Regions from separate parts of the Homo sapiens genome. Here region 1 is linked to region 2. Evidence: chromatin contacts called from ENCODE Hi-C data. All regions are on one chromosome and are shown on one strand. Each heading gives the region's core, a stretch centred on a gene start or an enhancer-like site at or near the end of the contact. The rest is flanking DNA. Distances are from core to core; before and after follow the strand shown.

Region 1 (3,816 bases), core at 425-2,924, 7.0 Mb before region 2:
GGGCTAAGTAGTCACACGCCGACTTTTTAAAGTCTCTACATATTAAACACTGTGTTCCAGAAACTAGATTTTGTATATGTATTTACATAAACGTCTACATCAATCTTCGGCTTTTTGGAAAACGTACCATTTGGCTGGAACTACACTACCTTCTTCCTCCTTCGGCTATTTTTAATTTTTTTTGAAGTCCTATCTTCCATGTAGATTTGTTAAAACATACCACAGAAAACAGCACATACAATTTTTATCATTTGACTTTTAAACATCTTCTTTCTTATTCAATTATAAGCAAGGAAAAATATTCTGAGACTTTACACAAATAGTGTCTCATACCACCTATGAGCCATCTATGCTCAACCCCTACTTCAAAGTTCACAATCTAAGTACTAGTCCTCTTTAACAGAACTCCTTTCCATCACTTTATCCCTACTAGAGAGTGAACAGTGGAAAGTTCCAACTTTTGCAACTCTAGAATGAGGTTATAAATCTAGAGGGAGGAGGAAAACCTGACAGTAGACGCTTGTTCTTTTCACTCCATTCAAGCTCCCATACAGCCTAAAACACTTAAGTTTCAACATGAGCTTCATACGTCCCTGTCCAAAACTTGCTTTCTCAAGCCTCACGCTTTCCAGCTGTAGCAAAGTTTATTTCTGAACAGATTAAATCAGTTGCTAAATAATCTGAAGTCCTCAAACAGAAGGCCATATGAGTATCAAACGAAAAAAACAACATTTGAATCAGCATAAATTCACATGGTATTATGGCATCATTACTAATACACTGAGCAGTATTATTTATTAACTTCAAGTATTAATTAACTTAAAGATGTGATTTTGGAGAAAAACACCAGTGGTGGTCTCTGATTACCAAAGTTAAACATTCTTAAGCACAATCCCTTAAAAAATCCTGCCAGGATCAATGATGTGTTTTTTCTGTTTTAAAGTATCCTGCCAAAAGCTGTGGGTGCTGTGACTTAGGGTCGCAAAAGTGTTGCTTATGTAGTCAGAAGACAGAACGTGCCCTACAAGGCGCTCACATGCCTTAGTAATAGAACGTATATTATCTTCCCAATCCTCTGGCGGCTGCAAATGTGCTCCTTCCACTTCCAGCCACCCCAGCCGTGTTCCAGCTCCGGGAGAAGCAAGGGCTTTAGAATTACCCCCAAATATCTTCCTAAATCCAGGCGAAGGAGGCCCACACTTCTCCACCCTACCTAACGCACCCCTCAAGTGAAACGTTTGGTCTAAGAAAAAAATACCTTGCACCGCTCCACCCAACAGGTGGGAAGGAGAAAGGAATGGACAGCTGAGCGCTGAATCCGAGCCAGGCCTCAAACAGGGCGGGAGAGGGAGGCCGCGGCCAGAGCGCGGCCTGAAACCCGGCAGGCCCCTTTCAGTACCAAGTACCACCCTCTGCCCCAGCTAATTTCAAGGAGCCCGCCCCAGCAGACCTTATGATGGATGCCACTTGATGCCATGAGCCGGAGCCTGTGACGACCTAGCCGAAGATGGCACTTCACCGCCTCCGTCCCCACAGCCAGCACAGCAGCCGCCACCCGCGCCACGGCCGCCTGGTCCAGGGCACGATGCGCATGCGTCAGTGTCCCTGGAGGCGAAAAAGTCACGTGGGTTCGCAGCGCGCAGGCCTGGCCCTCCCAGGGATCCTCGCTGCCCGTGCGGCCCCAGCCCCGCCCCCGCAGCCCCGCCCCGCCCCGCCGCGAGCGAGGGCGGGGACCGCTGCGCCTACCTGCCTTTCCCTCCATAGGGACTTCCCAAAGGAAAGGAGGGCGTTTAGGGGCTTTCACACGCCTGATCTTAAACACAGCGCCCTGACCCCTCCCCACCAAAAACGGCAAAATGTCATTTTTGGGGGCAAATCTAAGGTTTTCCCTACAATTGTTCAAGCTTTCACACTAAAACATTTACCTAAAAACGGGCAGAAATTCAGCCTTAAACCCACAAATCTCACGATGGTATAGACCCTGGGCCCACTCAGGTTTCCTGAAAACTAAACAGTTCTGGAGTTAGGGGTTTGGAGAACGGGCTATTGTTAAAGAAAAAAGTATTTAGTGACACTTGTTAAAGCACAAAAAGAGGGCTTTATTCAGGACCATCGCAACAGGTATAGGGACCACTGACTGCAATGGAGACTTGCAGTAGGGAAAGAGATATTGGGCTCAACTCCTCATACAGCATGGGCAAGTGGAGATTTATAGCCAAGGAGCGGTGGTAAGTGAATGTATAATTACTAAGAGGAAACATCAGGGTAAGGGGGATTTTGGCTAAACCCACCTAATAGGATTTTTGCTGAAGACAGGCCAAGATAATGAGGCATCACCTGGGGGATGGTGGAGACTGAAGAACCTGATCAGATATTGAGGATGATCAGCTATCAAGGATGGGGGTTTATTGCTAATCTGACTTAGCAAAGTTCTTTGCTTAAACTGGATTTTACAAAGAAAGTGTACAGAAGAGCCTAGCAGAAGATTCAGAAACCTGACTAAAGTTGGCCAAGCAAAAAAAAAAATCTTTGTATCTGAAGGGATATGTTATCCTCTGGACAAATTGAGGGGGACTGTGCGTTAACAATCTTAGCAGTCCTCTTCAGTTGTACCACCATCTCCACTTTAATAAAAAAAAATTTTCTTTCAAATCTGGCCTCTCTCCCTTTAAGATTCTGTTACATTGGTGCCCCCGCATTCACCTGTCACTTACCATGTAATCTGTTGTTCCAGGTGCATTAGTATTACTACTGGGCTCCAAGTTCCTCATCTGAAATCTGTCTCCTCTGGAAATACTTATTTACAAGACGACGTTTCTTGTCACAACGCAGGTTAATCATAAATCCTCTCACCAGCACCTTTCGTTCGAAATACCAAATTCAGTCTTTTTTCCTACCTTTTACTTGCATCACACTGCACCTAGTAGTAGCTTTCCCTTTCCATTTGCCTCTTCTACTTTCCAAGCTAACTTTTTTGGATTCTCTGACAGTGTGGCCATGTTTTTTGTTTGTTTGTTTCACAGGTTTAAACAGCAGCTTTTAAATGTTTACTGTGGGAAGAATAGTCAAGGGAGTGGTGCGTTGGGAAGACAGACCAGAGTTTGCTGCTGGCACTGTTACGCAGGGACTGTTTGGCATGACCTTCACTCCTTTTCTGGTTCTTTGGTCTTTCTAAGGTGGCCTCAATTTCTTTATCAGTAAATAAGATTATCTCTGAGATGTCATTCACTCAAATAGCCATTTTATAAAAATCTACTTGCATCTTCAACTTCATTCACTGTGGATTCGTTGTTTTCCTTTATCTAGTTTTTACATTTTACCTTTCAAGCCGGTGCTATTGCTCTCACTCCCCCGCTTAAAAACCTCCACTGGTTTCCTCCTCCACTTTTTTTTTTTTTTTAAAGAAATCCTAAACTTTTAGAATGGAAAATACGGTGTTTTCATAATCATGCCAGCCTTCTCACTGTTTCTGCCTCCCCGTAACTCCACAGAACCTACTGTTCCCACAGCCCTTTTATGCGTGGAAACCTTTAAGTGGGCTCTTCTCTTTGCCTAAAATGTGATCCCCGCTGGCAGAAACATACATTATCTTAAAAACTGATTTAGCCGGCAGGGCGTGGTGGCTCATGCCTGTAATCCCAGCGCACTTTGGGAGGTCGAGGCGGGGAGATCATGAGGTCAGTAGTTCGAGACCAGCATGACCAACATGGTGAAACCCCATCTCTACTAAAAATACAAAAATTAGCTGGGTGTGGTGGCGCACGCCTGTAATCCCAGCTACTCAGGAGGCTGAGGGAGGAGAATTAATTGAACCCG
Region 2 (4,095 bases), core at 989-3,488:
AATAATAGAATATCATTAATATAATTCACTATAACAATAAGTAAAGGCAGAAAGTTTTCATTTCTGTAGATTAAAAAGTATCATTTAGGTAGCAAAATTTTAAAAATCCTGACTAAATCTGGAAAATACCCTCTATTGGTATACATTTAATAAAGGTAATTTACTAAAAGTTGTTGATGGTTAAACATCAACAACTTATTTATTAAAGTCAAGAACAAGATTTTTTTAAAGCTTTAATCTACACTATTCAGGAAGTGCCGATCAATCCAATTATCTAAGAGAAAAAAATAAAGGTTTTAGAGGAAAAGAGTTAGCAAAATTATCTACAGATGATACAATTGTATGCTTGTGAATCTTTAAAATCCTAGGGAATCAGAAAAAAAAAAGAAACCACAAAATAATTCACTCATCTAACTGCTACAAAATTTGTATACTAAAACTCCAGTAGCTTTCCTATATAAAAACTATAACCAATTCAAAAATAGTATAAGGAAAGATCCTATATACCAATACCAACACTCACGTGCACACAAATACATACATACAACCAAGTAACAAACAAGAAGTGGTGGGGAAAACAACATCACAATTTTCTTAGGGACGTGAAAAATATAAATAAATGGATATATATATATACATATATATATATACACCTTATTATTTGTTAAGAATACTCAATAGTAAATATTTCCATTTCCCATAAATTAATCTAAATATTTAGTGAAATATCATTTAGAATAACAACTTTTTGTAAAGAGACCAACTATTTTTACAGTTTAACTGAAAAAAAAGTAAATATGTGATGATAATACCCAGAACATTCTGAAAATGAATAGAAATGTGTATAGAGGCAGGTAGGAGAGTGTAGAGAAGCCAAGGTGTCCAGACTGTGGAATGGTTACAAAGAGTTCAAAAATACATATAAGCAGATATGAGAATTAGTACAGTAGTCCTCCCTTATCTAAGGGGGATACGTTCCAAGACCTCAGTAGATGCCTGAAACCTTGGATAGCACTAAACCTTATAAATACAGTACTATGTTTTTTCGCACATATCTATGATAAAGTTTAATTTTTGAATTAGGCAAGTAAGAGATTAACAACAACAACAATAATAATAAAGAACAATTATACAATATACCAGCATCACTACTCTTGCACTTTGGGGCCATTACGAAGAAACGTAAGGGTTACTTGAATAGAAACACCGTGATACTTGTGGAGTCTTAATTGAGGAGAGGGAGTCAAGTTGGTGGAACTGAGGGAAAGCAAAAAGAGAAAGCAGATAAGCTCTAAGTCTGCCTTTCTTCTTGGTCCAGGATATGTAGCCCTCCTGTGCAAATAACACAATCTTCCTGTACCCAGCTATCACCAGATCCTCAGCTGACTAAAATTTAAAAAAAGTTAGTTAGGATACTGCAATTTTGGCATTATTAGAACTGCACAAAGCCCTCCTCAGCACACAGCATAAGCACCATCCTATAAAATTCCCAGGAAGCCTTTGTCTCTTTGCAGTTAGCTCCTCTCTTGCTAACCTGTCTGTAACCACTCTTGCAACATATTTCCATACTTTCTCTATTAAATCTGCCTTTCTTTACCTACAGCTGTCTTGTAAATTATTCTTACCGCCACACCACTGGCCTCAAATAGTTGCTGATCACCCATGACAACACTGATGCAGACAAACCCCCAAATTGGTGCTCAATCCAGAGGGTTCTTGGCTTCATTCAGGAAATAATTCAAGAGACAGCAGTGAAAGAAAGCAAGTTTATTAAAGATTACAACAACAGTGTACAGCAAAATGGCTGTCCATAGACAGAGCGGGGCTCTCCCATAGGCAGAATTGCCCAGAGTAGCAGTGTACAGCAAAGTGGCTGCTCTATAGGCAGAGCAGGCCAGAGCAGTAGCAGCAGTCCCAAAAAGGAGGAGGAGGAGAAGGAGGAGCAGCATCAGCGTACAGCAACAGTAGCAGTGCAGAGTAGCAGTTCCTGTAGATTGGTAGCTAGCTATGTTTATACCCACTCTTAGCTGTATACTAATTAAGGAGTGAATTATTCAGAATTTTCTAGAAAATGGGTGAGGGAGTTCCAAAACCATATAAAATAACTGCTGGGTTGTTGTCATGGCATTTGTAAACTGTCATGGTGCTGGTGGGAGTGTCTTTATGCTAATGAGCAGTGAGAGCAACTAGAGATCACTTTTGTCACCATGTGGTGGTTTCCACCGGTTTCTTCACTGCATCCTGTTTTGATCATCAGGCTCGTGATTGGTGCTGGGAAAATAAGTCCCGTTCATCTCCTACCTGAATACTGCTGCAGTCAATCTGATAACCAAGAGGGCCACTGAGTGACTAAAGGGCAGGTAGACAGCCTGGATACGCTGGACAAAGGGAGGATTCTTGTCCAGTGTGGACAATGCAAGGCAGTGTGAGATTTTATCACACTATTCAGAACAGCATGCAACTAAAACATTATTTCCAGAAATTTCTATTTAATATTATCAAACCATGATTGACCTTGGGTAACTGAAAATGCAGAAAGCGAAACTACAGATAAGGGAGTATGGCCATATAAGCAAATGATGGAGAAAGGAAAGATATTTCAATACATTTTGATGAGACAACCAGTTAGCAATTTAAACTAAAAGTATAGCTGAATTATTCCCTCACTCTTTATACCAAAATAAATTCCAGCTGATTAATTTTGAAAGAAAAAAATGAAGCCATAACTGTAATAAAGAATATATCCCAATTTTTCAAAATTCTGAAGTTAAAGAACTTTTTTAAAATCAAAACTATAAAATCCACAACCCATAAATATATGTCGATAAATTAGTTCCTATGAAGATTTAAAACTTTTCTGTTGTTAGAACCAAATAGTATAAACAAGGACAAAAGTTTTTTAAAAAGTGGGGGAGAGAATATTTGCAATATATTGAAAGATAAAATACTATTTTCCTTAAAATATAAAACTCTCAGGCTAGGAGAAGTGGCTCATGCCTATAATCCCAACACTTCAGAAGGCTGAGGTTGGAGGATCACTTGAAGCCAGGAGTTCACGATCAGCCCTAACAACAAAGTGAGACCCCCATCTCTACAAAAAACAAAAATGACACAAAGCTTTATGTAGAAATTATATATGTGTATACGTTTTATATATATGCACATATATAAAACTTCTAGAAATCAATAAGAAAAATACCCCAAATCTTTTAGAAATATAATAGGCATTTCACAGAAAAATAAACACATATGGCTTATAAGCAGATGGAAGGATGCCCAATTCTTCTCATAAATAAATGCAAATTAAGGCAAAATAAAGATAGTATTTTTTAGCTGCCAAATTGGCAATAGTTTGATAGTATACAGCCTTGGCAAGTTCGTGAGGAAACAGGAATTATCACACACAGACAGTGAATGTACACATTATCACAACTTCTTTGGAAGGGAATTTGACAGTAACCATAAAAACTAAAAATGTGGATATCCTCCAACACAGAAATTTGATTTTGAGGAATGTATCCCATCGATACTCACATGAGTGCAACTGCAATGTACAAAAATGTTTTAAAGCATAGTTATATACATAAACAAACATTGGGAGCAACCTAAGTATAATCATAATTAGACTGTTAAGTGCATGAGACTCTATTTTCTGGGTGGTTTCACCACTTACTAGTTTTGAAACCCTGAACAAGCTTCCTCAGCACTCTTGCCCCAGGTTCCTCATCTGTAAAGCTGTGCCAAAAGAAATACTGTACATGTTTCATTGGATAGTTAAGAGTAAATGAGTGAACACATAAGTCAAAAGGCAAAAAATACACTTTAGCTTAAAGATCTTAACTTGGCTTTATTTGCAAGTCCAGAATCCAGCAACAATTCATTCTATAAAGTATAATATGTGTTCCAATGAGCTGAGTAGAATAAGTTGGCTTTATAGACAGAGAGCTGAAGAAAGCAGAAACAAAGAACAAAAAGCAGACATGTTATTTCAAAGTTACTTTCCTTGTAAGGTGCAAACAGGGAAATAAAACAATAGAAAAATGACCCATTAGTTAACTTCAGGTAATCCCAGGTTACTTTTTGTTGTAAGGATTA

What was found. Hi-C counts contacts between places; a loop is a spot of excess contacts on that map. Pooled maps may share reads with other maps.
Region 1: a pooled map shows a loop between it and region 2 (5-fold over the local background). The contact joins the promoter of PRPF39-DT here to the enhancer-like site in region 2. A Hi-C loop is called at or near these places in 4 of 50 pooled maps.

What each region holds. Positions count from the first base shown.
Region 1 is chr14:45,081,884-45,085,699 of GRCh38, reverse strand. It overlaps PRPF39-DT (PRPF39 divergent transcript), which reads left to right and starts at 1,674. Exons shown (of 2, transcript NR_184211.1): 1 at 1,674-2,228; 2 at 2,313-2,652. PRPF39 (pre-mRNA processing factor 39) reads right to left here and starts at 1,584. Exons shown (of 14, transcript NM_017922.4): 1 at 1,451-1,584. RefSeq lists a silencer at 1,590-1,879.
Region 2 is chr14:38,063,399-38,067,493 of GRCh38, reverse strand. No RefSeq gene overlaps it. Among named protein-coding and RNA genes, the nearest start is that of SSTR1, 140 kb to the left of the region's middle. Within about 2 kb of position 2,238, at least 5 of the 41 ENCODE cell types and tissues checked have a DNase peak (open chromatin) inside an H3K27ac peak, as active enhancers do.